Linked DNA regions of Homo sapiens: region 2 is linked to region 1. The links are chromatin loops, found by intact Hi-C in ENCODE. Cell type or tissue: endothelial cell of umbilical vein. All regions are shown on one strand. Each heading gives the region's core, and the rest is flanking DNA. Links, peaks and the distances in the headings are about the cores only. Region 1 overlaps LOC105374428 (a long non-coding RNA gene). Region 2 overlaps LOC105374428 (a long non-coding RNA gene).

Region 1 (12,744 bases), core at 2,881-10,880:
GGGGAACTACCGTGTCTTAATAAGGCCACCAGAAGATTCTGATGCATGCACCAAGCCTCTGGGTTACACAACATCCATTTTCCTCTTATTTTCATGGTAATAGAACACTGGGCAGCAATGTGCTCAGCTAAAATAAAATATTTCTTATCATCCTTGCAGATAGAATTGGCCAGTGAGTGCAAGCAGAAATCAGGGGGTGAGGTTTCTGGGAAATCTCAGCGAAGGGGGCTGGCTTCATGTTCATCACACCCTTGTTGCCTTTGCCCGCTTCCTGTACTTCCTGCTTGGAACTGGAGGTCCAGCAGCCATCTTGGATCACAAGGTCTAAGGCTGAAGGTGAGAGAGCAGAGAGATTGAAGGAGCCTCGGCCCCTAATAATGTGGTGCTGCCCCATCAGCCTGGCACCTCCTTCCTCCAATTTCTTTAGAAAAGAAATAAATGTCTCTCTTTAAGCCACTGTGGGGCTTTATGCTATATGCAGTTGAACCCAATTCTAACACATCTTATAAATACAATACTCTGAAAAAAACTTAAGCTATAAAAGCCTATTCTAGCAACATATGGTAAAGATGGGGTATCACTCTCCAGATTGAGGCATAAACCCAGGAGGAAAGGCTAGGGGAACAACAGATGGAAAGATCAGTGGCGAGATCTCTGGTGAGACCAGAGATACAGGGTCATTCTCAGATATTCATCCAAGATGAACTCTTTATGGGCTAACTCCATAAAGAAAACACGGATTACTTCTCACCATCCTCTGGACTTTGTGTATATCAGCTAATAATAAGAATTTGTTTCTAGTAATGGAGCATACCTACAAATACAACTAAAGGGCCAAGTATTTTTATAATATCTGTATTTTCTTATGCATATACTCCTATGCTAGGGATTGTGATAGAGAAATAAAGATGAATATTTTAAAGTAGCTACCTTTCAGAAACTCAAGATTTAAAAAAATGGCTGAAAGAGAAGACTTTGAATGCTCACAGCACAAAGAAGTGATAAATGTTTGCAGTGATGGTATGCCAATTACCCTGGTGTGATCATTACACATTGTATCTATGTATTAAATATCACTCGGTACCCCATAAATATGTAAAATTATTACATACCAATTAAAATAGTAACAAAAATTACAAATGTTCAATAAGGGGAAAACCATTGTCTTTTGCAGCTGTTCAGAGACTTGGCCTCAAGAATATTTAACATTAATTTTTTTCTTTTTTATTCTAGGCTAAGGGCAGTGCCCCATCTTGCTAAGGTTGGCATGATGCCTCCAGGGTTTCCTGTGCATGGGTTATGGATCATTTATTTTTTGTTTAACCAAAGTGGTTTGCGTTGAGCTATCTATATTAGACACCTGATTCAATTTGAGTAAATTCCTTTCACTAAAAAAAGATCCAGGCATTGTTTCACTCTGTCCTGTGTTTTCCTTGGGGTAACTTCTTCTGGGTCTGACCTTAGAAATAGTCCTCTCTGGAACTCTTGATGAGTAGGGTTTGGAATCAAAGCAGGGAAGAGTTACTCAGAGCAACTTCGTGGACTGGGTCATTCTGGAGAGGATAGTTCATTCATTCATTCATACATTCACTCACTAAATGGATGTTTATTAAGTACCTATCATGCACCAGGTATTATCCCTGGAGCTATGGTTTCTACTGGTAAGGCCTGGTCCCTACCCACTTTGCTCACAATCAGAATGGAAGACAGACCAGAAGAAAAACCAAAGGCAAACAGAAAGGGAAATCAAGACCCAGAAAGTAAAGGAGACAATTACACATTGTGACATGAGCTGTGAAGGAAACAAACAGGATACTTACAGAGAAAAACCAGGGTAGTGGGTACAGACCTTCCTTAGAAAGCCTCTAAGAGGAGGCAAAATTTGAGCTGAAGCTTAAAGGTTAAGAAGGAGGCAGCCAGGCTGAGAGCCAGCAGTGAGGTGTCCTGGTAGAAAGAACAGGGTGCTCAGAGGCTGGGAAAGGGTTGCAAGTTTCAGGAAGGGAAGGAAAGACAGTGTGAGGGACAATGGGGAGAAGGTGATGGGGCAGCATCTGAGGATTAAGGATTGGGCCGTCTCAGGGCAGAGGGGCTGCTGTGCAAGCCGTTAAATTGCCTGAGGATCTAGAGTTGGAATAGCTTCTCTTTCTCTAGCAACCTGTACTTCTCCCTTTGAGTCTTGTTTTAGATACACTTATTATAAGTCACTGAAAGATCTTCAAGTGCACACATGGGGAGACAAAGGATGAAAAAGAAAATTAGAGATGAGGAGAGAAGGCGGGCAAGAATAATTGGAAGCAGAGGGGCATATGGCTTCTTTGTCTTAGAGAAATCACAAGCACAGCCCTTTGAAGGTAGACACAGAGTTATAAATCTCATTTTATTATTTTACTTTCTTAAAGCTCAATTTGTAAAGTAAGCAATTAAAACGTTCAAATTAAAAAGCCAAAGTAAATCACAATTATGAGTCAGCTCTTAATCTACTTAGATTTCTTTTCCTCTCTCAAAATGAAGAATTACATTTCATGTCAACTTCCACTAAAATCCCAGCAATGAAATTGTTTTCCATGGAATGAAGGCAGGGAGGGGTCTTGTCACATAATGTCCCCTCAGCCAGAGTCCTGAAAAGATCATGTATGGAACAGTCCAATTGTTCATATTGGCATACATTTATACAAGAGTTTTCAAATTAATTATAAGAGTAGAAGACAAAAAAAAAAAAAAATCAAGAAAAGGGCATCTCCTTACTCTGGCCAGGACAAGATGTCAATCTTGTGATTCATCCAATCTGTAAACCTCATTAGAGGTTTTAATAGGGTGAGTTCCGATTGCCAGGGGCAGATGAGAGGTTCAGGTAGAAGAAGATTTTACCAATGGTCCAGGAGGAAAGGGGAGCAGGGTTTCTTTCAGTTACTCACCAATCAGATGCATGTATAAGAGGAAAGTTATAAGCTGTAATCTCCACTGTGGTTGCTGACATTAGATGGCTGGGCTCAGGAAGGAGCCGCGTGACTTTCTTTATATGTTTTTTTTTCACCAGCAACAAGCCGGATTTGAGCTGGCCATTACAGTCCAGTCACCTAAAGATCCCTGTGACTTAATTTCCAAATGCCCTTTTAATCAAGCCAAACTCTCAAATGCTGCAAATTTAGACTGTATTGTCTTCCTCTCTACTGTTCTAATTACACTGTTTTAATTAGATTTCTCCCATCTTATAGCATGTAGCCTGGGACTCAGATTTAATTTGATTTATTAAAATAATGTGATGTTGGAGGAAATTCTCAGCTGTTTCATGAGGTTTGTTTGTCTGTAGAAGGTTCACTCTGAAGTCTGCACAGCAGAGTATGTTTCCTTTCATTCTTTCCTCATAAGCACAGGTTATGTAGCTCCCTGCCCCAGCTTCATCAGGGGAAACCTGAATGGAAGCCAGTGTGAGAAGAGTGGGGAGGAGGGTTGAAGGAAAATAGAAAAAGCCAGGGATGGAGGAGGAGAGCCAAAAGACCTAAGGGACTACAGAGGGAGGAGGAGAGTGAAGGAAACCAGAAGGACAAGGATAAAAACAAAGAAATGAGTCAAGACCTCTTCGATCATCTTCTGAATTTTGTGTTCAGGCATCTCATAGGAAGATTCCGATGCTTGGGAAGCTAATTTTGGCAGAAGTATGCAGGTTTTATTAGAGGAAGAACTAATTGGATGTCCACATGCAAAAAAAAAAAAGAACCTTGGCTCATATGTCTCACTTTATACAAAAATTAACTCAAAATGGATCATAGACCTGAAGGTAAAACTTAAAACTATACAACTTCTAGGAAAAACAAATAAGAACAAGCTTTTGTGGCCTTGTGTTATGCAAATTGTTTCTTATCTATGACACCAAAAATAAGATCCATAAAAGAAAAAAATTGATACATTGGACTTTGTCAAAATAAAACATTTCTGCTCCACAGAAGTCACTAAAAGAAAGTAAAGAAAAGCCACAGGATTTGAGGAAGTATTTGCAAACACATACCTGGCAAAAGATTTGTATCTATCACATATACAAATTTCTCAAAACTCTATAATAAAGAGACAAGCAACTGAATTTAAAAAATGAGTAAAAGACTGAACAGACATTTCCCCAAAGGAGATAAACATGAATAGTAAATAAGCATCTATGAAAAGACACCATTTTTACTCACTAGAGTTATGTAAATTAAAACCAAATTGAGGCTGGCCACGGTGGCTCATACCTGTAATTCCAGCACTTTGGGAGGCCGAGGCGGGCAAATCACCAGAGCCCAGGAGTTGGAGACCAGCCAGGGCAACATAGGGAAACTGATGTTTTATATTTTTTCTACAAAAAGTACAAAAATTAGCCAGGCATGGTGGCGCACTCCTATAGTCCCAGCTACTAGGGAGGCTTAGATGGGAGGATCGCTTGAGCCTGGGAGTTTGAGGCTGCAATGAGCTGTGAGCATGCTACTGCACTCTAGCTTAGGTGACAGAGCAAGACTCCGTCTCAAAAAACAAAACAAAATAAAACATTAAAACCAAAGTGAGATACTACTACATATCTATTAGAATGGGAAGGCAGGCAGACAAAGAAGACAGAAAGAAGAAAGAGAGAGAGAGAAAGGAAGGAAGGAAAAGAAAAGAAAGAAAGAGAGAAAGAAAGAAAAAAGAAAGATAAAGAAAGGAGAGAGAGGGAGGGAGAGGAGAGGGGGAGGGAGGGAGGCGGGCAGGGAAGGAAAGGGAAGGGGAGGGAGGGGAGAAGAAGGGAGAGGAGGGGAAGGAGAGGAGAAAGGAAGAAAGGAAAGAAGAAAGAAAGGAAGGAAGGGAAAGAAAGAAGAAAGAAATGAAAGAGAGAGAGAGGGAGGGATGGGGAGAGAGAGAGAAGAAGGAAGGAAGGAAGGACGGACTGACTGCTGGTGAAGATACCTTTGTGGTGGGAATGTACACCACAAACATACCACAAAATGGTACAGTCATTTTGGAGAACAGTTGTCAGTTTCTGTTTTAGAAGGAGAGAGATGTGGCAGGGCACGGCGGCTCATGCCTATAATCTCAGCACTTTGGGAGGCTGAAGCGGGCAGATCACCTGAGGTCAGGAGTTCAAGACCAGCCTGTGACCAACATGGTGAAGTCCCATCTCTACTAAAAATACAAAAAATTAACCGGGTGTGGTGGCACATGCCTGTAATCCTAGCTATTCGGGAGGCTGAGGCAGGAGAATCGCTTGAACCTGGGAGGCGGAGGTTGCAGTGAGCCGAGATAACGCCATTGCACTCCAGCCTGGGCAACAAAAGTGAAACCTCATCTCAAAAAAAAAAAAAAAAGAAAGAAAAAGAAAAGAAAAAGATCAAAAGGAGAGAGATGTGGCGAGGCATTAAGCCCCGTTGTACAACTGCAGGAATAATAGATGGCTAAGGAAGTGATAAATAGAGAAGACACACAGATGCAAGAACTGACAGGACTTATTAGCTGGTTAGTTGTTATTGATGATGAAAGAAAGAAATATGGGTTAGATTAAATGATTGATTGTTCACCAAATATTCACTCTTTTCCTTCTTTTTCACTTCATGGGGGTAAAGGGGCAAAGTGCCATTGATCCTGGGCTTGACCTTGTAACTGGCTCTAAAAAGGAGGCTTTGAAAACCATGCCAAATGTCTACCCACATTTCTGAAGCTTCCACCCTCTGCCATGAGAAGAGCCTGCTCCCAGTAGCCATATTCCTTCACCCTGGGTCCAAGAATGAAGATCTAAGTTGAAGACTCAAACTCAACATGAAGCCCTGCCTCCTCTACCCCATTCCAGATGAGGCCAGCTGAGCTGCAACTCATTGACAGACCCATAAATATGAAATCAATGCTTGTTGTAAGCTGTTGAAATTTGGAGATGTTCATTAGAAAGATTATTACAGAAGAAATCTAATACACAAAAATTGAGATGAAGCATTACAACTTGGATGGCTGGGAGAATGAAGGACTAATTAGAAAGAGGGAAAAAGTTGGGAAAGAGAGGAACAGAGCACCTTTGGGGGACAAAGAAGTGCAGCATGTTTTTGTTCTGCTTTGTTTGCTTTGCTTTACAAATAATTTGATAGAATTCTCAAGTTCTACTGAGCTTTCAGCTCTTTGAGAGAAATGGTATATTTTGATCATCACTTCAGGGCTGAGCATAGTACCTGGCACCTCATAGACATGCAATAAATATTTGCAAAATAAGTGGATAAGTGAAATATGAGATGATAACAGGGTATTCAGGAGGAAATTCTCTAAACAAAAATGTGAATCAGAACTCAGGTGGGAGAACAAAACTTAGAGATAATGGAATCAATCAGTATAGAGGTGATGGGTAAACCTGTAGGAGGCCATGCATTCTGGAGGGAAAAGTGTAGGGACAGAGGAATAAAAGGCTAAGACAGGCTTTTGGGGTGGCCTAGGGCTAGAGGATGGGAGAATGAAGAGGGGATCTGTGGAGGAGACAGAAAAAAAATGATTGAAGAGGGAGGAGGAGAGCTAGGACCTCGTAGGATCATGGAAGCTAAGGGAGGAAAGGGCTTCCAGAAGGGGTGAAGGATCAATAGTATCAATTGCAGTAGAGAGGTCAAAAAGAATGAGTTAGAGGAAAACACCTAGAATTTCTCCCAAAAGGAAGTCATTGGTGAACTTAGAGAGAGATGCTTTCTTCCATGTTTGAAATATCTATTAACATCTAACAAAAAATATATACAGATATTTGAATCAGGATACAGAAATCAATCAATGTAAAGGCAGGTGACGGCTGATTGAAGGCATCAAACATAACTGAGAGCAAACTTTGGCTTTTAGTGTCATTGTCAAGAAAATGTCCTATGGAACTGGATGGGCAAAAATCACCTTAGAAATAGAAAAAAAATTGACACTGTCACTTCACTCTAATGCTCTGTATTGTTTCTTTTTTCATTCTTTTCTCTGTGGTAGCAAATAAAACAGATGCAGAGAATTCTAGCAGAGAAAACATATATTTCCTTCTAAGTGAAGTATTTGGAAAGCTGAGGCCATCTAGACTAGGTTAGAATTGCCTTAATTCATAACAGCAGCAGCCTCATAAATAATAGCTGGATATCAAGAAGAACCTCTGACATGAACTAGAACTTAGATAACAAGCTGATAGTACAGAAATAAAACTTGTTAGTAAAAGTGAACTTGGGGTTCCATTTTAAAACCGGGATTATTTACTTGGCCAAATGAGGTAATTAACCAAAGAATGATTAAGGAGTCTAAGGAATTAATTTATTTGATAGTAAGAAGACAAGGTTCACTGAGCTTAGTGATAGATGTTAAAGAAGCGATAAGAACGCCCTGTGTTTGCAAGCAAACCGAAACCAAACTGTCTCAGTGAGCTGCTAACTTCAGATATACAAGCAGAAGACTCTGAGAAAGGACTTCGCTGAAACAACAGTGAGAAATTCTACAGCATAAGAAATACTGCAGGGAGAAAGGGAGTTGGAAATAGTGATAGTTTAAAGTTCAATTAAAATGAAATTATTAGTAACTTAATGGTAATAGGGAAGGAAACAAAACAGTAACTCCTTAAAAAGGATTGACCAAAATATCCCAGAAGAGCAATATAAAATGCCCATTTGTTTTTGGTTTCTTATCATTATAAATGATGGACTATCAAAGCAACAGCAAACCCATTAATCAAGACTGTAAACAATTAAAATCTTTTTCCAGATCCGGGAAAGCATCAGAATTATCAAGACAGTGCCAAAAAAAGGAACATAAATTTCAGCCAGCCCTTTGGATCTGGGAAGTGTTTAGGCTACCCAGCCAAAAAGTCAGAGAGCAAACAGTCTAAACTAAGCTGATAACAACTGATCATTAATTAGAACTGAAGCCAACTATCTCAGTTTAGAGAAATATCTTGGCTACTCTGCTAAGAGCCAGAAAGCCAAAGGTCCAAGTTGGGTTCATTATCATTAATCATAGGCAAAGCCACTGCCCAAAAAAGCCCCTATTAGTGAAGGGGCGTCTTTGAGAAGAAGCAGCCCCAAGAGAAGCTGGCAGGGATGCTCCTGGGGAAAGTGAACAGAAGATGGGGGCCCTGCCCACTGTGTTTGGAGGCCTGAACTCAAGGCTCAAGTCCCTGGAATTAATCACATAGAACAAATTCTAGCATTAGAGGACAAGCTGATCATCTGGTAACTTGCTTTTACTGCAAAGACTTTTTCAAAAATGAGATTTTGGTCTTGGAATCCCATTGAAGTAGGAGGAAGAAGGTACAGTACAGGTAGAGCAAGGGAGAAATAATGGAGATGATTTGGATAAAAGGTGTCCAAAGGGAAATTAAATGCTGATAGCACCAAAAGTCAGTCACCAAATGGAAATAGGAAAAATGACAGTGAGTGATCGTGGGAAGTGACGACATAGGGATAGTTTTGAGGGGATTTAAGAATTGGATGCCATTTACAAGTTCATGCATACTCATATTTAAATGCACGTCCACATCCGTAAGAAAACTCTTTTTCTATGTAATTGGAGAAAGCACTAAGTGCCTTTTCATGCAGGTATCTATTTTCCTTATAATAATACTGTACTTCATGGGTTCTAGGCTGCATACTACTTTCACATTTTAGTATCTGAAGTCAGAATGTACCTTAAAATCAATAGTTTGTCATAGTATAATTGGGGTGTTTTTATTATTGATACCTAAAACAGTGATGCTTCTTACCATTGTTGCCATTTAGATGTGATGTAGTTCACAAATATTTCTCACTTATTCAGTAGTTATGCTGTGTTTCACTGAGTGGTCAGTCTGCGCTTTAGCAGAGAAAGTGGGTGAGGCCAAGGTCGAAAGGCAGATCAGTACCAACCAGGGAAGAGACCAGTGCATGATTCAGGTTGCTGAGAACTGACAACATGCAAACCAGGCTCAATTAGTATAGCATTTACTTACAGCAAGAGGAAAGAGGCTGTGCACAAGATCCAGCCCCTTGCAATGCTTTGGTCCCCCGTGGCTAGCAGATATGTTCTGCAGCCAACTTCAACTTCATGCTGCAGTAGAAGGACCGAAACGCTTGTCCCCTGTGGTCTGAAATACAGAAAGCTGGGTGCATGCCGGAGGGCCACTGAAGCATGCGTAGCTAAGCAGTTCCAGGAGAGGTTTGCATGTGCCGAACGCAGCAGGAACCGGCCACACTGGCTGTGCTCTGAGCTCTTTGCATGTAATGCTATTTGTGCACCTGCCAGCACATCCTGTATTGAGTACAAGATTCTTCTTGGAGACAGAGGGGAGGCACCCAGCTGCTCTTGGACCCTTCCCTCACACTATACACATATTTTGTGCTAACTCTTCATTAAAGCCTTATAACAACACAGGGCAAGTTTGGCTCTATAGTAGTTTTCTCCATTTCATAAATGAGGAAACTGAGGTTTCAACATGGTAAATAACCTGCCCAAGGTCGCGCTGCTAATAAGTGAGATGGCCAGGTCCTGAACGCAGGTCCATACATCTTCAGAGCCTGTGCACTTAACCAGGATGCTTACACTACCCTGCCTCTTCCAAGAAGATGGTCTTTGGAGAAGAAAGAGTATTGATAATTTACTCGGACAGGGTAGGTGTAGAAGAGGTGGAAGAGAATGGAGAAAATTCTTTTTAAGTAAGAGAAATACTCCAGGTAAGCAGCCTCTCACCCTTGTGGTTTGATGCCATCTATAATTGAAGGTGTTCATTCCAGGAAGATGGCTTTGTGAATGGTGAGACTGGTGTCTCCAAGCCTGCTCCTTCTATATCCTTGCATACAGGCCTCAGAAACCTGAATGAGTAAGATATTTAGTCCCTGGGGTTCAGATAGTGTGCAAGAAACCTGTACCACTTCACCACTGCTGAAAGATGCACGTTGTATTCCTGGAAGAGTTGATTAAACTTCTCAGTGTCTTAATCATCTAAAGAAGGAATCACACAAATACTATATTCAAACCTGAACTCTGGACTCTGTACATATGCATGTGGAGTATGTGTGTGTGTGTGTGTGTGTGCATGTGCATGTGTATGTGTGTGTATGTGGAGTATGTGTGTATATGTGGAATATGTGTGTATGTGGCGTGTGTGTATGTGGTGTGTGTGTTCAGAGATACATACCATTTTAAAAGCTGTAAAACATAATTACTTGGGTAAGTTTTGAACATGTGTGATATTTCAGAAATACCACTCTGATAGATCTAGGGCATGTTTACATATTTTTAAGCACACTAGGATAATTTCCATTCAAAAACGTGTATTTTATTCCCAAATGCTATGTAAATGGTAATTTTGAATGCATAAGTACATTTTTGGTTAAAGAGAACATCGTCATCACTTAATATATTACTGGAGATATACACAGATGTTGTTTATGCTTATGATTTATGTAAATTGCCTTTCAGTGGGGAAGAAATGTATACATGAGGTTTAAACTTGTTATTTCTTATATATTTAGTGTATGTAGTTTGTTTATATTTCACAGAAAGCAAATACAGAAAAGCAATAGAAATCAGCATATTGTACCAAGCTTTCTGACAATTTTGAATTAAATGCCCCGAATTTGTTAACTTTCAGAAATGCTGAAAAATTAAAAGAGACAATTTAAGAAGGGTGTATTTTCCCATCGTGCTCTGTGTACACCAGTTTCAGTAGTAAACTCATCTTTTTTATGTTCCCTGAGGGCACAGGCATTCGCAGCATCCTTCCTTTGCTCATGATGACTCTTCAGACCCCATGCCCATCTCAGAATATGCTTCATGGGGCCTTGTTCAATCCTACTTCTATTAGTATCCTGTGGCTGCTGTAACAAGTTACCACAAACCCAGTGGCTTAAAACAACAAAAATGTATTCTCTCACAGTTCTGGAGGCCAGAAATCTGAAATCCTTTTCACTGGGCTGAATCAAGAGGTCAGAAGGGCTGTGTTCTCTCTGGAGGCTTAGTGGAGAATCTGTTCCTTTGCTTTTTCCAACTGCTGGTGGCTGTCAGCCATCCTTGGCTTGTGGCTGCACCACTCCAATCTCTGCCTCCATGGTCACCTTGCCTCCTCCTCTTCTGTCTGTATCATCTATCTCTCCCTGTCTCTTATAGGACAGTTGTGATTAGAATTAGAGCCCACCCAGATAATCCAGGATAATCTCTCAATGTTAGGATCCTTGCTATGGACTGAATGTTTGTGTCTCCCCCAAATTCATATGTTGAAACCCAATCCCCAGTGTAACGGTATTTGGGGTGGGGCCTTTGGAAATAATTAGGGTTAGATGACGTCATGAAGATGGGTGCCTCATGATGGGATTAGTGCTCTTATAAAGAGAGAAAGAGACGGGAGATCTCTCTCCACCACCTGAGGATAAATCAAGAAGGCAGCCATCTGCAAACCAGGAAGAGGGCCCTTACCAGACACCAATTCTACTAGCACCTTGATCTTGGACCTCCCAACCCCTAAACCTGTGAGAAATAGATGTTTGTTGTTTAAGCCACCCAGTTTATGGTATTTTGTTACAGCAGCCCAAACTGAGTAACACAATCCTTGATCTCATCTGCAAAAGCCTTTTTCCTTTATAAGGTAAAGGGTAAAGTTTATAGGAATTAGGACCTGATGTCTTTGGGTGGTCATTTTTCAGCCTACTATACTACCATTCTCCTAACCCACCTCAAGTCTCAGCTTTTCCATGAAGTAGGAAAATGGAGACAGTCCTGAACTAGGAATCAGGGAGCTAGCCTCCAGTTTTGACTTAGAACTAACTTGCTTTTTTACCCTGGGCTGTCACTTCTTTGGACCTCAGTTTCCTTGATGTAAAACAGGTGAGTCAGATGCAACTTTGTCAATAAGGCTGCCAGAACAGTTTGGGTGGGAAAATTCTTTGCTCTGAAGGACTTCAATATCATTAGCATATCTGGCCCTAAATGCCTGGTCAAGATGAAAACCCTCACCCACACTTCACAGAGAGAGCCACTGAAATAGAACATCTCTCAGATGCCTTTAAAACAGAATACTATTTAAAACAGAATACTATATTTATGAATAAGAGTCTCCCCAGTTTAGAAGTAATGCATGTCATGCCAGTTAAATAAATATTGAAAAACAGTTTTGAGTACCAACAAGAAAGAAAATAACCCAAGATAATTGCTGCCAGCATTTTGATATTATCCCTCCAGTCTCTCTCTCTTCTTTCTTTCTCTTTCCTCCTTCCTTCCTTTCTCTCTTTCTTTCTTTCCCCTTCCTTCCTCTCTTTTCTTTCTTTCTCTTTCTTTCTTTCTTTTTTCTTCCTTCCTTTCTCTTTCTTTCTCTTTTTCTTTCTTTTCTTTCTCCTCCTTCCTTCCTCTTTCTCTTTCTTTCTTTTTCTTTTTTCCTTCCTTCCTTCCTCTTTCTCTTTCCCTCCCTCTCTCTCTCTCTTTTTCCCCTTCCTTCCTTCCTTCCTCCCTCCCCTCCCCTCCACTTCCCTCTTCTCCCCTCCCTCTCCTCTTCTCCTTTCTTTTTCTTTCTTTCTTTTTTTTTTTTCTTTTTTTCTTTTTTTGAGACAGGATCTCGCTCTGTCACCCAGGCTGGAGTGCAATGGCAGGATCTTGGCTCACTACAGCTTTGACTTTCCGGACTCAAGCAATCTGCTTGCCTTGGCCTCCCAAGTGGCTAGGACTAAAGGTGTGTACCACCACGGCCAGTTAATTTTGTATTTTTTGTAGAGACGGTTTCGCCATGTTGCCCAGCCTGGTCTCGAATTTCTGGGTTCAAGCAATCCACCCACCTCGGCCTCCCAAAGT
Region 2 (12,744 bases), core at 2,034-10,033, 57 kb before region 1:
AGGGCTGCATACATCCAGGGGAAACATTGCATTTCTGTTTACACAAGGTGCCATTTGCTCACCAGGCACTGAGGCTCTCCATCCATTGGACTAGCCAGAGGAAGTAACATTTCCTCATTTGCAAAAGAGTGCTGTGAAATCTGACAAGCATTCATAAGAGAAAATGGGATGGTTGAACTGAGTTTAAAAGAAATTGGTCAAAAGGACCACGCACAGGTGGCTCATGCCTGTAATCCTAGCACTTTGTGAGGCCGAGGTGGAAGGATTGATTGAGCCCAGGAATTAGAGACCAACCTGGGCAACACAATGAGACCTTGTCTCTCCAGAAAAATTTAAAAATTAGCCAGGCATGGTGGTGCATGCCTGTAGTCCCAGCTACTTGGGTGGCTGAGACAGGAGGATTGCTTGAGCCCGGGAGGTCAACACTCCAGTGAGCTAAGATCGTGCCACTGCACTCCAGCCTGGGTGACAGAGACCCTGTCTCAAAAAAAAAAAAAAAGAAAGAAAAGAAAAGAAATTGGCCAGACTGGGCATGGTGGCTCACACCTGTAATCCCAGCACTTTGGGAGGCTGAGGCAGGTGGATCACCTGAGGTCGGGAGTTCAAGACCAGCCTGACCAACATGGAGAAACCCTGTCTCTACTAAAAATACAAAAATTAGCCAGGCGTGGTGGTGCATGCCTGTAATCCCAGCTACTTGGGAGGCTGAGGCAGGAGAATCGCTTGAACCCAGGAGGTGGAGGTTGCAGCACGCCAAGATTGCACCATTGCACTCCAGCCTGGGCAAAGAGAGCAAAACTCCATTTCAAAAAAAAAAAAAAAAGAAAGAAAATTGACCATAAGGGCTGGGTGCAGTGTCTCATTCCTGTAATCCCAGCACGTTGGGATGCCAAGGTGGGAGGATCTCTTGAGGGCGAGAGTTTGAGGTCAGCCTGGGCAACATCATTAGACCCCGTCTCTACTAAAATAATAATAATAATAATAACAATAATAATAATAAAGAAATCGACCAAAAAAGACAGAGGTTTTGGAGAGTTTTCTAGGTAAAAGGAAGAGTGTGAGTGGATGTACTGTGGAGGGAGAAGATGGTGAATTTGGAGAAGAATAAGCAGTTTGCAAAAGAGACTGTCCAGGAACATGCTGGGAGATTAGCCCACAAGGATGGTCAGAGGCCAATCATGAGGGGGCAGATGTGCTGAGAAATTGGCCATTTGTCCTGTAGCTCTGGGGAACCTTTGGAGATTTAAATGTAAACTCTAAATCAATACATTTAGCATGGATTCACCCTTCCTGGCCTGCAGCCCTTCTCTCCCCCACTGGCATCTCTATTTTTCTGACCTCTCATTTTCTTTCCTGCCTTGGCCACACGCTTTGGGATTTAACTATAGTCTGCCTTTTCACTATGTATCCATCTGCTGTGAAATCTTCCTCTCCCTTTATCTCTTACCAGATGTAAAGCTCTGTGACAGCAAAGATTGTGCCTTGTACTCCTAAAAAATATCTCACTGGGCAACAATTCTAAAGTGTGGCATATGCACCATCTGTGATAAGTGAGGTGATTTTAAGTAGCACACAACAAATATTTTTCTTTTTATATATTCACAGTATTATATGTTTTACAAATATATTTAATATATTTATTTTAATGTGTAATAAGAAAAAAATACAAGTTAACCAAATCTGTGATTTTACTCATGTGTTTATTTAGGATGAACTTTTTATTTTTTATTTTTTTTTAGATGGAGACTTGCTGTGTTGCCCAGGCTGGAGTACAGTGGTGCGATCTTGGCTCACTGCAACCTCCACCTCCCAGGTTCAAGTGATCCTCCTACCTCAGCCTCCTGAGTAGCTGGGATTACAGGTGCATGCCACCATGCTTGGCTGATTTTTGTGTTTTTAGTAAAGACGAGGTTTTACCATGTTGGCTAGGCTGGTGTCAAACTCCTGAGCTCAAGTGATCCACCTGCCTTGGCCTCCCAAAGTGCTAGGATCACAGGCGTGAGCCACCACACCCAGCCAGGATGAAGCTTAAACAGGGTTTAAGTTAAAGAATTAGTTGACTTAGAGAAAAGAATACTCGTGGCCCACAGAATAGAAAAAATTGCATACTAGGTATGCAAATGACTAAAATTTGACATCTTGCATAGGCTTAACAAATAACAGTTGGGAAATTGACTTGATTTTAATTAGTTTATTTTACATGTTCAGGATGTTTTGCCTAAAAGGTAATAGTATAAATCTTGGAAGGAAGCAAGAAGGAATTAAGGGATAAAAGAAAGGAGAGAGAGAAAGAAAAGAGTTGGGAGAGAACAAGTGCCAGTCTTGGGCCTTGCAGTCTGAGGTTTCCATGCTGCTGGATTGGGATATGAGATGAGCTCATAGTTCTGTGTTTCAAGACTCTGAGCCCATCACAAGCAGATCATCAGGTGTCCAGGAAGAGGTTGGGGTTCCATATCCTCACAGATGAGAAGATTACCTGGGTAGGAGGCAGAATTGTATCATCATCTGGTTGTCTTCCCAGAGTCTAGCTTTGTTTTGATATCTTTTTGTCTTCAATGCTTGCTGGGAAAAAAAACTTTTCCTCTCCTATACTGTTGCAATTCTGGTCACCAAAATGTATGTGCTTTCCCTCCACACCATGCAATTCTCCACTTTGTGGAAGACACTGACTGAATTGTCATACAATGTAACTCAATTTGATGCTATTGGCTGGGCATGGTGGCTCATATCCGTAATCCCAGCAGTTCAGGAGGCTGAGGCAGGAGAATTGCTTAAACCTGGGTGTTCAAGAACAGCCTGGGCAACATAGCAAGATCCTGTTTCTACAAAAATTTTTTTAAAAATTAGCCAGGTGTGATGATGTGCACTTGTGGTCCCAGCTACTTGGGAGGCTAAGGTGGCAGAATCGCTTCAACCTGGGGACTTGAGGCTGCAGTGAGCTATGATGGTGCCAGTGCACTCCAGCCTGGGTGACAGAGCAAGACCCTGGCTCAAAAAAAAAAAAAAAAGGAACCAAGAGAAAGGATGCTATCCACCTAGAAATAGTGTCAGATCCCACAGGTTAGGGGCTCAGTCCCACAAGACTGCCCTCACTTCAGACACAAGTCCAAGTTGTTACCTGTGCTTCTTTCTTTCTTTCCTTCCTTCCTTCCTCCCCCTCCCTCCCTCCATCCCTCCCTTCCTTCCTTCCTTCCTCCCCTCCCTCTTTCTTTCTTTTCTTTCTTTCTTTCTTTCTTGCTTTCTTTCTTTTTCTTTCTTTTCTCCTTCCCTCCCTCCCTCCCTTCCTTCCTTTCTTCCTCCCCTCCCTCCTCTTTCTTTCTCCCTCTTTCTTTCTTTCTTTCTTTCTTCTTTCTTTTCCTTCCTTCCTTCCTTCCTTTCTGTCTCTCTCTCTTTCTTTTTTGAGACAGAGTCTCACTCTGTTGCCCAGGCTGGAGTGCAATGGCACAATCTCGGCTCACTGTAACCTCCACCTTCCTGGTTCAAGCAGTTCTCCTTCCTCAGCCTCCCAAGTAGCTGGGATTACAGGCACATGCCACCACGCCAGGCTAATTTTTGTATTTTTAGTAGAGACAGGGTTTCACCATATTGGCCAGGCTGGTCTCTTGGCCAGGCTGGTCTCAAACTCCTGACCTCGTGAATCACCTGCCTCGGCCTCCCAAAGTGCTGGGATTACAGATGTGAGCCACGGTGCCTGGACTGTTACCTGTGTTTCTGACATACTTGCTATAAATCAGGGATCCCCATGACCCCCTCCTAAGTTTTAATCATTTGCTGCCACTGCTCACAGAACTCAGGAAAGTGATTGACTTAGTATTACCCATTTATTATAAAAGGATATGTAGGGGAGTTTTAAATTTTCCTCTATTCTCTGAAGGTTTGATAAGTTGAATCTATGAAAATCAACTGACAATAGACAAATGAACAGGAGAAAAGGCACGCAAATTTATAACATGCATATGCATGGGAGAATCTCAAAGTATGAGATTCAAAAAAGGGCAAGATACTTGAAGCTTAAATAACAGCTTGAACTACAGAAAGAAATCGAAGCTTGGAGGTTCCTGGAGGGTGGTGGTGAAAAACTATTGGACGGTGAGGGGAGAGACTGCATTTTGAATAAAGATTGTCTCATTGTGCAGATAAAATCTCTCAGGTAGCTGCCCTCAGAAGAACAGGTGAAAAGTCTGTCCAGGCGTGGTGTCTTGGGAGATGAGTCCTCTAGTCTCCTGCTGTGTGAATTAATCTTCTCTGGTTAATGTAGAGATCAGGGAGGAGGTTCACGGCAACCACATTCATTCTGGAGGAACTTCCCTTAGTCAGAGACGGAAAATTGCAGAGAAAACACCTCCCTGTGCTTCAAGAGGGCCTCGGGAGGGAAGGAGGGGTGAGAGGCAGGGGATCAGGAGGTCAGAGAGATTCTCCTGTAGTTCAAAGCACTCAGCATGCCAAAACACCATACTTTGGGGCATTGTTTTGTGAGCCCCAACAGATACATCTCAGGACCAGCCAGATGGAAGAGATGAATGGGACAAGTTACAGGGGTAGGGGCACAGCTCTCCCATGCCCTCTCTGGATGCACCACCCTCCACCACCTCCACATGTTCAGCAACCTGTAATTTCTCAGAATCCTGTACTTTTGGGTTTTTATAGAGGCTTCATCACTTAGACATGATTGGTTAAATCACTGGCCATTGGTGATCATCTCAACCTTTAGCTACTCTCTCCTCCTCCGAGGTCTGGGGATGGGGTTGAAAGTTCCAGCCCTCTAATCACATGGTTGATTCCTATCCAACCAGCCCCCATCCCGAAGGAATCCAGGAGCTCCCAGCCATCAGTCTTCTCCTTAGCACACAAATAAACCCTTATTTCTTCCCAGATTCCAAGGGTTTTAGGAGCTGTGTGCCAGGAAAGAGAGAAAGACCAATATATATATATTTCTTATTATATCGCAACATCACAGTGTCTCTTATTATCCCCTGCCCCACAGCACCCGCCCCCCCCTACCCCAACACACACACACACATCCTTCTCAAGGTCATGATCATTCAGGGAGCAAAAGCACCGAGACGAGAGGTTTAACCCCAACTGAAACCAGAACATGTTCACTTCAATGGGTTTCCTCTGGAAGAAGTTCATATTTTAAAGTTTTTAATGTCTGTTTACCCCATTAAACACTTGGTCTTTGGTTAAAGGAATTTTAGGTAATAGTTCAGAGGTGGGAGATATTTGGGAGTTTTGAGAGAAGCAGGACTTAACCTTTGGCTTTGACATCATAGTCAGTATAGGATGACCTGAAGGATAAACACGTTTTGAAGGTCTAGGATGCCCAACAATGATGTCACCCCAGCCTTTTGATTCTCTCCCTTGGTTCCCATGTCCACAAATACAAAGGGTCCTAGGCCCATTTTCACGTGACCTTTTGGGTCAGTCAGACCACACAGGAGACACCTGGCACTCTCAGAGGGTCTAATGGAAAAGGGTTTAGTGACGAGGTTATTTACTGAGAGGAGTGGGGGTATGAAGCTCTCCAGGTTTAGCCACAGTGGGGCTACTGCTTTCCTAGGCCTGAAGAAGCTGAGGTGGGGGATGATGTTACAGAATTGGGAAGGCAGAAGCTGTGGTCATATTAGAATGCAGCCACTGCCAAGATGTGGCCAGGCCGGGAGAAAACAGAGGGCTCAGCACTCCAATGTCTTTTTCTTCCTGTCCTTTGATTTCCCGCCGGTGCCACCCAGTGGTCAAATAAAAATGGAAGCCAAAGACCAGGCAGGCTGGGTGATGCAATCCACAGAGAAGGGGAGAGGAAGAGAAGGGTGGGGAATTGACCTGACAGGCGAAGAGAATAACTGGCTGTCTACTCTCCTCCCATCCAGTTCCTGGAGACCCCCAGCCCCATTCCCTGCTTGAAAATCATGACGCTCGCAGAAAGTCAGATTTGCAGGATATTAAAAAAAGAAAGATAGAAAATAAAGGACACTTTTATACTTTATGCTCTGTAGATTTCAGTGACATTTTTGCACCTTTTGTTTATCTCAAAACAACTTTGTGAAATACATATTATGGAACTAAGTAGGTAAGTGTGTCTTGCTCAAATCACAATGAATGGAATCAGGACTTGACTTGACCCTCATGTCTCTAAGCTTTTCTCTTTCTTTTAGACGAGTGTCTTTCACTGGTCTCAAAGCCTTGGTGAGCCTTGAACCAATTCCGTGGATTATGACCCGCATTTGGAAAATAATGAAATAGAATTGAAGGGAACAGATTGGATGTCACAGTGTATTACCCATAATACAGGTTAATATTGTTTCTTGAAACTTTAACACATATAAATGTGTGTATGTGCTTTTGTGTATTAGGCTGTGATGTACTATATCACAACTATACACATAAAAAATACAACAGGTATTTCTTCCTAAGGTTTCTGTTAAAGAAAGTCCAGGCCAGGCAGAGTGGCTCACGCCTGTAATCCCAGCACTTTGGGAGGCCGAGGCGGGTGGATCTATTGATGTCAGGAGTTCGAGACCAGCCTGGATAACATGGCAAAACCCCGTCTCTACTAAAAATACAAAAAGATTAGCCGGGCATGGTGGCGGGTACCTGTAATCCCAGCTACTCGGGAAGCTGAGGCAGGAGAATCGCTTGAACCCGGGAGGCGGAGATTGCGGTGAGCCAAGATCACACCACTGCACTACAGCCTGGGTGATGAGTGCAGAGTGAGACTCCATCTCCAAAAAAAAAAAAAATAATAAGTCTGAAAGCATTATGTTAGACCACCTTCTCTTTTCACTCTGTTTATTCTTTCATTCATTTCTTCATTCATTCTCATTTATTGAACATCTTTTATGTGCCAGATCCTGAACTCAAACATCGCCAGATTTTGAATTCGGTATCATCATCTCACGCATTTGTTCAGTGCAAATTCTTTCTCCATTCTCCTTACACGCCCTGCTTCACCACTTTCACTTTCCTAAACAATCCATGCCTTCTTTCATCTTGGGGACCTTTGCAAAACTCCACCTATCCTTTTCCCCTCTCTCTGTGAGCTAATTCCTAGTCATCCTTCAGCTATAGAATCCTGCCTCTATCCTCAAAATCTGGCTTTGGTTCTTGAGGCAATTTTTAAATTGGGCTGCAAGTTATTTGACACTCACTCCAAAGAGGTAGAAACTATGTCACGTCTCCTTGATGTGTACTCATGACTACTTCAACCAATAAAGTATGGTGGAAGTGAAATGGTGTGACTTCCAAAGCCAGGTCATCAAAGGTCATGCAGCTTCCACCTTATTTGCTGGAATGCTCACTTTTGGAGCCCTGAGCTGCTGTGTAAGAAATCCAAATACCCAAGGCCACCATGGTAGAGAGGCCATATGTAAGTGCTCTAGGGGACAATTCCAATTAGATCCAGCATTCCAGCCATCTCTGCCAGGGAGCAAGACATGTAACTGGGTTATCTTGTACTCTCCAGACCAGCCCACCCACAAAATGGATGACACTGAGTGACCCCCATTGATGCCACGGTTAACACAAAAATCACCCAGCTGAACCATGCCTGAATTTGTGACCCACAACATTTATGAGATGTAATAAAATTGTTATTGCTTTAAGCCAGTATGTTCTGGGATGGTATTTTGTGTAGCAATAGATAACTGCAACAATTCTCTCTATGTGCTTCCATAGCATTCTGTTTTGTGAAGTTTATTGCATTGGAGCTTAACTTCTAAGATCTACTTGTCTGTGTTTCCTAACAGAAAATATGAAGCCTGAAATGATATTTTGCTGCCAATTGTATTTCTAATATCTAGCATCGGTTCCACACAAAATATGGACTTAATAATTATTTTTTAAAATTTGGGTTCAATTTTTTTAAATTTTGGGAACAGAGCTTATTACAGGTAAGGTGTTCATATGTTTGTGTCTGCCTGGACCGACTGATCTGATGTAATTATTAATAGAGTCCTCTTTCAGTTTCAAAATGTAAAGGATAAATGATACGAGCACTCTAATTAGAGGGGTCCTCGTGGGACCAGGGAAGGATTCTGAGTGATGCCCATCAGATTCATTAGAGTTCGGATTTGTCTCCGGTTGGATAAGAATGTTGAATTTTTAGATGAGCAATTTTAAAGAGTGACTGTTATTACCCTTGTCACCATTATATTTTGATTATATGCTCTATAATTAGATGTTGAAAATGCTAATGCATATTAATACTTGATTGATTTGATTACCCATCATAATTATACTTTGATCACTTTTGATAAATATATTGATTCATTTTTTATTTACTTCACAGTATTCTTTGTATAACTGCTTTGATAATATCTGATTACATCTTAATATTTGATTGCTTTGAGTAGCTCTTGTTTTAACCGTTGGGAAGTTGGATCATATTAGCTATGATGAACCTACTAGTGGTTATGAGGGTAGATTTTACAGTAAAACATACCTGGGTTTGATGTTCCCCATTACTTATACTGTGTGACATTGGGTAGGTCACTTAACCTCTCTGGCCTTTAGTTTCCCCATCTCTAAAATGGAAGATGATAAAAGTTACTCATGAGGGTGCCTGGTGGATTAAATAAGATAATCATGTATTAGTAGGGTATTCTGGCTGGTCCCTAACTGACATTCTAGATAATTCTCATGTGTAGACGGATGATATCCCCTACTCCACCCAAATATCTATTTGCATGAGCTGATACACATTAAGGCTTTTTGTTGATGTTGTTTCAGGAGGGGGCTCAGGGAGAAGGGAGAAGTTGTTCTGGGTAGGGTGCTGATGAAGGGGAGAGGAAGAGAAGAGAAATGAAGGAGAGGCCATGTCGTGGGCTCCATTCTGCCATTCAGGCCACAAGGTCCAGGTGTTCAGAGTACAAGAGGGCCTGGCCAAAGGGACAAGTGGGCTGACATCTGGCCACAGGGTTGCATTTGCTTGGGTGGCATGAGTATCTTTTCTAATTCACACCGAGGAGCCATGAGAGCCGCTCAGAGGTGTCACATGAAAGAAGGACTCAGTTGAGACTCAGTAGAAATGAAAGAGAAGAGAGAGACTGAGCGCAAACCCTGAAGTTCCTATGTGTGTGGAGGGTTTTGTGAGACTCTAGGTACCAGAACAGCAGTTGAGGCCCGGGAGAGCCTCTTTTCCCCTAGTGCTGTAGTTTGTGCCCTGGATCCCACAGTGCTCTGTGGGAGATGGCTGTGCCTGGCGATCAGCCTTCTCATGGGATTTGGGGACATTAGTGTGTGTGTGTGTGTGTGTGTGTGTGTGCACGTGCACATGCTGAGAGGAGAGGAACATGGATGGTATGTGGGTGGCGGTGACCCTTAATTACTGTAATAGCTAGAAATTATAGAGCATTTAGCTCCAGGTACTTTGCCAAACACTTTATACACATTATCATTTTTAATGGTCACAACAACCCTGTGACAATTACCACTAGTACTTTTATTATCCCCAGTCTACAGATGGGAAATAGAGGCAAAGAGAAATTAAGGAACTTCTCCCGATGCTACAGAGAGTAGAGCTGGGATTTGAATCCAGACGGTCAGATGCCAGAGTCGCTACTTTTAGCCATGACGCCATATTTCCTCCTCATCAGGGAAACTGGAACTGTTCCTGACATGGGTGAGCCCCCTACTCCTATCCCTGGGGTCACCGGGAGCGGGGAGGAGCTCAACTGCTGCATAAGCCCATGATCCCCAACTCACTGAAATCTGTGTTAATGGGATACATCACTTCCTCAGCCTAGGGACACTGTGTTTTGGATATAAAGCATACTTGCCCAGGACCTGGCTCTGGCTTAGGACTCAGTAGAGAATTCTATTTTTAGTGTTCTGGATGATTGGCTTAGCAGTTCCTTTCTTGAGTCATGTTTTTACAGATGAGAACACAGAGAACCTCTTAGCCAAGTCAGTGCTCACTTTGACCTTCTGTTGAGCCTGTCCTTGTCTCTGACCCAAACTGAAGTCCACAGTGCAATGGGATGACCTGCCTTCTCTCCAGCTGGGGGGAGACTCAGGTGTGGGTAATGGTCCCCTGGCACTGGGCCACTGGAGAAGGAAGGCTATTAGCTGCCCATCTGCCGGCTGCTGTCACTGGCTGCTGTCCAAATGACCCACAAGCCCTGGGAACGTTCAATGACCAGACACAGCCATGTGCTCCTGGAACACCGGAGCGACCACCCCATACTGAAAGGACACCTTTCCAGAATCCCATATGAGTCCCCACACATTAGCAAGCCTCTTCTCTTAATCCTTCCTTCCTTTGCAGAAAACCGATGTACCTACATCTCATCCCTGAAACTGTGAGATATTATCTTTTCTTTTCCATCCCTCTATTTTATAACTTTTTGAGTATAGTACAGTAATATTTTTAATATGTTAGGGATTTCCAAAATTGAGATGTTACTTTTTTCATATATATATATATAAAGTTACATTTTTTGGTCATGCATGGATTTAAAAAAAAATCCTTCGAGGAAATAAAGTAAAATGCTAACAAGTCTGTGGGTGATGCGATTATGGGTTAATTTAATTTTCTTCTCTGTACTTCGCAGTAAGAATGTTCTGTTTTTAATGATATGAAAGGAAGTAGATTTTGTTTGTATGGGTTTTTTTTTTAGATTAGTTGCCTCTTTCAATATTTTTATTCTATCTAGTGCAAACTATAGTGCAACTTTATTTCAAGTAGGCATGGTATTTTTTTTTTTACTCCATTTTGCTCCCTAAAATTTCTCTAGGATGGATCTGTTCTGCTAAGGAGTAAGTGGACTAGAAACCAAAAGTACAGACTCAGGCAACTTCTCATACAGATGGAAAGAGCTTTGAACCAAGAGTCAGAAGGGTGAGTCCTCCTTCTGGCTCCACCAAACATTGAGCTCCTTGGTCTTTTTTTTTTTTTTTTTGAGACAGAGTCACACTCTGTCACCCAGGCTGGAGTTCAGTGGCGCGATCTCGGCTCACTGCAACCTCTGCCTCCCGGGTTCAAGCGTTTCTCCTGCCTCAGTCTCCCAAGTAGCTGGGATTGCAGGCGCGTGCCACCACGCCTGGCTAATTCTTGTATTTTTAGTAGAGATGGGGTTTCACCATGTTGGCCAGGCTGAACTCAAACTCCTGACCTCAAGCGATCCACCCACCTCGGCCTCCCAAAGTGCTGGGATTACAGGTGTGAGCCACCGTACCTGGCAGTCTTTTCATTGGTAAAGCCACTTAGACTCCATGGCCTCTGCCATCTCTTCCAGGCCTGAACCTCAGTGAATCTTTGCTGTCTTGTGGAAATCAGCTGGAAAATAGGGCAACAATTAGCCTACAGCTGACTTTGTTAGAATATAACGATTTAAATACTTGAAGATCCTGGTAGTTCAAATTAAGTATGAGAATGGTTCTTCTGGTGCTGAGCAAAGGAAGAAAACTGAAGTAGTAGCAATCTGGCTGGCTTTTCCTGGAACTGTACTTGACGTGTTTTTTTTTTTTTTGAGGTGGGGTCTCACTCTGTCACCCACGCTGGAGTGCAGTGGCACAATCATAGCTCACTGCAGCCTTGACATCCTGGGCTCAGATTTCTCTCTCCTCTTTTTATGTACACATATATGTATGTATGTATGTACACATACATACATATATTTATATATGTAAATTTTTCTGAACTATTTGGGAATAAGTTGCATACATCCAAAGCTGTTGCCCTGGCACTCAGTGCAGTCCAGTCCTGGCCTGGATGTCCCTCAAGCCTGGTGCCACATCTTCCCTCCCATCACTCCCACTGCCACCAGCACACCCTCAGACTCAGACCTAGCGTTTTTCCTCTCATCAGAAAGCCCTCCCTCTACCCACGCAGACCAGAACTCCACTGTACGTGCCCTTCCTTGGGTGTTAAAAAGAAGAGTATTTAATTTGATTGGCTCACTTGGGAGAAGAGGCCAGCTCCCGACTAGAGTGCAGTGGTGCGATCATAGCTCACTGCAACCTCAAACTCCCACCTCAGCCTCTCAAGTAGTTGGCACTACAGGCATGCGCCACCACACCTGGTTTTTTTTGTTTTTGTTTTTGTAGAGACCGATTTTCGTCATGTTGCCCAGGCTGGTCTTGAACTCCTAGACTCAAGCGATCTGTCCGCCTTTGTCTCCCAAAGTGCTGGGATTACACAGGTGAGCCACCATGCCTGGCCTACTTGGTTTTTTTTTTTTTTTTTGAGTTGGAGTCTTGCTCTGTTGCCCAGGCTGGAGTGCAGTGGCACAATCTTGGTTCACTGCAACCTCCGCTTGCTGGGTTCAAGTGATTCTCATGCCTCAGCCTCCTGAGTTGCTGGGATTACAGGTACCTGCCACCATGCCCGGCTAATTTTCATAGTTTTAGTGGAGATGGGATTTCACCATGTTGACCAGGCTGGTCTCTAACTCCTGACCTCAAGCGATCCGCTTGCCTTGCCTCGGCCTCCCAAAGTTCTGGGCTTACAGGTGTGAGCCGCCGTGCCCAGTCTAATTGGCATATTTGTAGAGAAGAACCCACATGGGATAGGAAGGAAAGAAGATGGTCTAGTGTCTACTACTAGTGTCTACAAGCCCATCCCATGTGGTCAATGGATGGGACACAAAAAATCAAAAACACGAAGAGGAAGCCAGAAATGTCTCCCAGCTGGGGAGAGTATAAAGCGTCATAGGCCCCTTTTCCCATTCATGGGGCTGTGTGGTAGGAACGCAACAGCAGCCTCCATGTATTCTGTGACAGTTAATTCATCAATTTTGTTTTCCT

The links. Hi-C counts contacts between places; a loop is a spot of excess contacts. Peaks named below come from ENCODE experiments on the same cell type or tissue, not always from the same donor. Only the 100,000 strongest peaks of a DNase experiment are listed, where the experiment ranks them.
Region 2: a loop joins it to region 1, with 2.2 times the contacts of the local background. A loop is called at or near these places in 2 of 110 quality-filtered maps.

Annotation. Positions count from the first base shown.
Region 1 is chr4:42,352,567-42,365,310 of GRCh38, forward strand. The region is part of intron 1 of LOC105374428 (a long non-coding RNA gene); the gene reads right to left. Among named protein-coding and RNA genes, the nearest start is that of SHISA3, 39 kb to the right of the region's middle. In endothelial cell of umbilical vein, for the core only: no CTCF peak of the experiment used is centred there; a DNase peak (open chromatin) is centred at 7,245; H3K27me3 peaks cover 171 bases.
Region 2 is chr4:42,296,836-42,309,579 of GRCh38, forward strand. LOC105374428 (a long non-coding RNA gene) reads right to left here. Exons shown (of 2, transcript NR_134668.1): 2 at 2,177-2,476. Among named protein-coding and RNA genes, the nearest start is that of SHISA3, 94 kb to the right of the region's middle. RefSeq lists enhancers at 5,550-6,082, 5,577-5,871, 5,617-5,666. In endothelial cell of umbilical vein, for the core only: a CTCF peak has its summit at 5,776 (motif pointing left); no DNase peak of the experiment used is centred there; H3K27me3 peaks cover 618 bases.